Regions from separate parts of the Homo sapiens genome. Here region 1 is linked to region 2. Evidence: chromatin loops called from intact Hi-C (ENCODE). Cell type or tissue: OCI-LY7. All regions are shown on one strand.

Region 1 (2,500 bases), 960 kb before region 2:
GCATTGGAATTGAGGAGGAATACTGTTATATCAATAGATAAGTCAAAAGATCTGCAGAGATTTGTACAAACCTTCTTATCATAACATGATGTATTTGTACTTTAGGAGAAACAACAACATACATAGATGTGAGGCTAGAGGATTATTGTATCTTACATTGTCTGTATAATTCATTACAGGTATCAAATATGTGTCAATCTCCCAGTTCCATCACAGGTGCAATGATAAAATACAGTAGTTGGTCAAATGATCATTTTTCCTCTCAATGTGACCATGTTTATTTTCAGATTTGTTAACAAATTAAGAGTTGGTTGATCCAAAAGAAAGTCTGCATTGGGTGAGCTTCTCAGCCAGTACATAGAGAAGTGTGAGATGACACACACTAGTTTGCTATACCAGGAAACCTCTGTTTCCTGTTCTAGGGCAGCAGTAGCAGCAGCACATGGCCCAGTAATTCTTCTCTCACCATGCCAGGTTCACTTCACAGTACAGAGTCCTGAAAATAAAGAAGAAAATTTTTTTTTATCTAGAAAAAGAACCAAACATGTCACTTTCTAGCCTGCTGAAGGTGGTCACAGCTTCACTGTGGCTAGGTATGGGTGGCCCAGTGGGAATGGACTTTCTGTATGAACTAAGGACTTTGGAAGTATCTTTATGGAAACTTTGGGAAGGAGGGGTAATGGGGTACAAAAATTGAATTTCTTTGTCCCAATCCACTTTATCCTTAAACCTTCAAATTCTATCTTTTTTCCTTCAGGACCTGGCATTGCCCAGAAGATAACTCAAACCCAACCAGGAATGTTCGTGCAGGAAAAGGAGGCTGTGACTCTGGACTGCACATATGACACCAGTGATCCAAGTTATGGTCTATTCTGGTACAAGCAGCCCAGCAGTGGGGAAATGATTTTTCTTATTTATCAGGGGTCTTATGACCAGCAAAATGCAACAGAAGGTCGCTACTCATTGAATTTCCAGAAGGCAAGAAAATCCGCCAACCTTGTCATCTCCGCTTCACAACTGGGGGACTCAGCAATGTACTTCTGTGCAATGAGAGAGGGCACAGTGACAGAACTGTCGGAGGGAGGTGTACAAAAGCCCTGGGGACCTGCTTGAGACCTCCACCTGCTGGAGAACCAAGGCGGGAAATCAACATCACAGACAGGAAGTGGCTACAGCTGTGGCAGCCCAGATGCAGTGTTGTAGGAAATACACTTAACTCTAAGAAAATACCTCTTTAAGTTCATAGACCATGATCAAAGTTATCATTAACTAAAAACTTTCTTATCCCTGAATCTTTGGTTTAAAGTTTAGACATACCAAATTTGTGACTGAAGATTGAAGAGAAAAAACTGCCACAATAAACAATTTGCCATTTGGCTACTAAATTGAACTGGATTCAAAAACATGTGACTGAAAAATCATTTAAAATATCTGTGAATTTTCATATCAATTTGTTCAGTAAATACTGGAGATCTAAAAAAAGTTCATGAAAAATACGTATTATAAAAACTATTTTTGGATTTCAATTTTTTTTTGCACCAAAATAAACTTACACTTAAATTGCTATAACATATGTAGACAGGATCTACTTTGAGGCACTAAGAAAAATAGGACAGCAATTTGAAAAGAACCCCTATTAGAGCAACAGATTCTGCTAAAATGAAGCAAAGGAAAGCTTCACATTTATGGTGAAGGTTGGGTAGTAGAATGGTGAAATCATCAATTCTCTATGAAACTTTACGAAGTCAGTGCTCCAAATAAATCAGCAGTTAGCAAGTGGATAACTCATTTTAAGAAGGGATGAGACAATGTTGAAGGTAAATCCTGCAGTGGTAGACCATCCACACCAATTTGTTTGGAAAAAGTTAACCTTATTTGTGCCCTAATTGAAATGGACTGATGATTAACAGCAGAAACAATAGCCAACACCACAGACACCTCAATCGGCCCAGCTTACACAATTTTGACTGAAAATTAAAGTTGAGCAAACTTTCCATTCCATGGGTGCCAAAACTATTGGACCTAGATCAGTTGCAGACAAGATCAGAGCTTTCAATAAAAATTTTAAGCAAGTGGGATCAAGCCCCTGAAGCATTTCTTTGAAGAGCTGTAACAAGAGATAAAGCATGGCTTTACCAGTATAATTCTGAAGGCAATGCACAATCAAAACAATGGCTACCAAGAGGTGGAAGTGGTCCAGTCAAAGCAAAAGTGGACCAGTAAAGTGCAAAAATTATGGCAATAGTTTTTTGGGATGCTCAAGGAATTTTGCTTGTTAGCTTTCTGGAGGGCCAAAGAGCAAAAACATTTGCTTATTATGAGCATGTTTTGAGATATGTAGCCAAAACTTTAGGAGATAAATGCCTAGGAAAGCTCCACCAGAGATTTCTTCTTCACCATGACAATGATCCTGCTCACTCCTCTCATCAAACAAGGGCAATTTTGTAAGAGTATTGATGGAAAATCGTTAGGCATCTACATAGCCTTGATTTGGCTCCTT
Region 2 (2,500 bases):
GTGATGAAGCTGGGAGAACTGGGGAAGGGCAAAGTCTGGCTGAAGGCTGGTGGGACTGCTGGTCCTGGTTTCCACATGTACTGGAACCTGACCTTTCATTCATATCACCTCAGAAAGCAAAGACCCACACTACAGCCTGTGGCTGTTAAGACCCACAGTCTTTCCAGGATCTTCTGACTCAGAGCAAACTTAGGATGGGAATTTGACAAACCCTGCAGCTCCAAGCTAGGCTGGACACCCTGAAATTGACTCCATCCATAAATTTTTCAGCCTGAAGGAATCTGATGTGACAAGACAAGAGCTCAGGGATCTGGAATATCAGGGAAGGGGGAAAAAAGTGAGGACTTCTGAATATTTGGACATAAAGGTTACTATGTAGAAATAAGAGGCCAAATTACAGACGTGTGAATAATATTCATTTTTGAATCAAGAGCTTAAGAAATTAGGATGGCTACCCTAGTCTAGGATCCTCATATTACTAATTTCTTCCGCCTCCACAAACACTCTGGGTAGGGAGATTCTGCCATTAACTAGCTCTGCTGTCCTAAGCAGGTGGCTTCTTTCTGCCTCACAGCCCTGTTCCTCCTCTTTGAGGTGTAGGTGCTGGACAGGATCTCCTATGCCTCCAGCCCTAACGTTCCTCTGCCTGTCTGCAGGGGGATGCAGGAGGGTGGCTGCGGGACCACTGCCTTCAGACCGGGGACGCCTTTCTCATCGTCTTCTCAGTCACCGACCGACGGAGTTTCTCCAAAGTTCCAGAGACCCTACTTCGGCTCCGGGCTGGGAGGCCGCACCACGACCTACCCGTTATCCTCGTTGGAAACAAGAGCGACTTGGCCCGCTCCCGGGAGGTATCACTGGAGGGTGTGTATCCTGAACAGATTCCATACTTGCGATCTCAGGGGAATGCTCTCCCTTCCAAGTCACCTCTTCTCCCTAAGGCCTTTTTACCATCGCGGACGCACTCACTTGCAATCAGACCCAGGCTAGGGGGACACTCCCAATGCCCCACTCGAGGATCCTGAGAATCCCTTCTTGTCACTTCCCCTCACCTCTCTCCTAGGCCTCCTTCTCCCTCTCCTTCGCACCTCCACAGACCCACCATATGAGCTCAGCCATGTTCTCTCGGTTGCAAGATTCACTAGTACCAATCCCTTGCCACCGCACGCCCAGGCCCTCCCTAGACCCACCCTCGCCCCGGGTCCCGTACAGCCCAGCGGGCGCCTGAGCCGGTGCCTTCCTGCAGAGGGCCGCCACCTGGCCGGGACGCTGAGCTGCAAGCACATCGAGACGTCGGCCGCACTGCACCACAACACGAGGGAGCTCTTCGAGGGCGCGGTGCGCCAGATCCGGCTGCGGCGGGGCCGAAACCACGCCGGAGGCCAGAGGCCCGATCCGGGCAGCCCCGAGGGCCCTGCGCCACCTGCACGCCGCGAGAGCCTCACCAAGAAAGCCAAGAGGTTCCTCGCCAACCTGGTGCCGCGCAACGCCAAGTTCTTCAAGCAGCGCTCCAGGTCGTGTCACGACCTCTCGGTGCTCTGAGCCGCGGTCGCCATGGCCACTGCGGTCGCCATGGTCACCGCGCCCTCCGCTCGCCCCCCCTCGCCCCGCCCCGCCCCCGTCCGGCTTCCTTGGTGGAGGCCGTCTAGGAAACCAAAAACTCCCAGGATGCCCCGGTGTGACCGCCGGGGGCGGCCCGGGGCCGCTCGGCGGCACCTCCACACCCGCCCCAACGCGTTCTCTGGAGCTTTGGGCCTCAGGGCGCCTAGAAGGCGAGGACGCAGACCTGAAGGCGGCCGGTGAGCGGGGCGGGTTCTGCTGGGTCGGGAAGAAAAATAATTCTGCAAGGTATTTTGTTTTTTATTAATTCGCGCTTGGCCACCTCATCTGTAAAGAGATTCTAAAAGCAAGATCTGGAAAAGTGCTTCGTAGACTCCTTGACGGAGTTTGCCTCCTTTGTACGCTGCGTGAACATGCCTCACCTTTAAGAGAGTCTTAAAGGTAAAGACACGAAAACACTTCCTCCAGGGACCTTCCCGAAAACGTTCTGGCTCTCATCTGGTGCGGCATGTGTCCACTTTGCCTTTAAGGAGTTCTTAAAGGCAAGGGCCTGGAAGTGCTGTTCCTGAGATGGATTCTCTTGACTTACCAGTCCACCACGGCACTTCCCCTTTAAGGTTATTAAAGGTAAGGGGTGGACAGACTTTCTGCATTCAGATAATGAGCAGTGGCAACCCCTTTTGGCCAGGGCCAGGGGGGCACCAGCAAGGGGCCACCCTTTCCCTTTTCAATAAATAATTTTTGTACTGCCTCTGTTCACTTTTGACTCTGTTCTTGGAGTCTTTGGGGAAGGAATGGGTGTTGATGGAAACTGCTGTTACCCACCAGAAAACTCAGGCCCAGAGGAGCAAGGAACCTAACTCTCTAAGGAGGCTCTGGAACTGACTTGGCCTGGGGTAGTCCATGTCATAGGGCCACAGGCCCTTACAGATAATCAGGT

The links. A loop is a pair of places that touch in the nucleus more often than their neighbours do. Peaks named below come from ENCODE experiments on the same cell type or tissue, not always from the same donor. Only the 100,000 strongest peaks of a DNase experiment are listed, where the experiment ranks them.
Region 1: a loop joins it to region 2, with 12 times the contacts of the local background. A loop is called at or near these places in 2 of 110 quality-filtered maps.

What each region holds. Positions count from the first base shown.
Region 1 is chr14:21,923,594-21,926,093 of GRCh38, forward strand. It overlaps TRA and TRAV14DV4. Among named protein-coding and RNA genes, the nearest start is that of OR4E1, 250 kb to the left of the region's middle. In OCI-LY7, a CTCF peak has its summit at 1,104 (motif pointing left); DNase peaks (open chromatin) are centred at 428 and 1,098; H3K4me3 peaks cover 1,036 bases; H3K27ac peaks cover 2,107 bases.
Region 2 is chr14:22,885,368-22,887,867 of GRCh38, forward strand. It overlaps REM2 (RRAD and GEM like GTPase 2), which reads left to right. Exons shown (of 5, transcript NM_173527.3): 4 at 657-864; 5 at 1,247-2,311. The coding sequence ends at 1,542. Among named protein-coding and RNA genes, the nearest start is that of REM2, 3.4 kb to the left of the region's middle. RefSeq lists silencers at 1,101-1,170, 1,411-1,740. In OCI-LY7, CTCF peaks have their summits at 1,282 (motif pointing right) and 1,483; DNase peaks (open chromatin) are centred at 1,294, 1,614, 2,104 and 2,464; H3K4me3 peaks cover 2,007 bases; H3K27ac peaks cover 1,814 bases.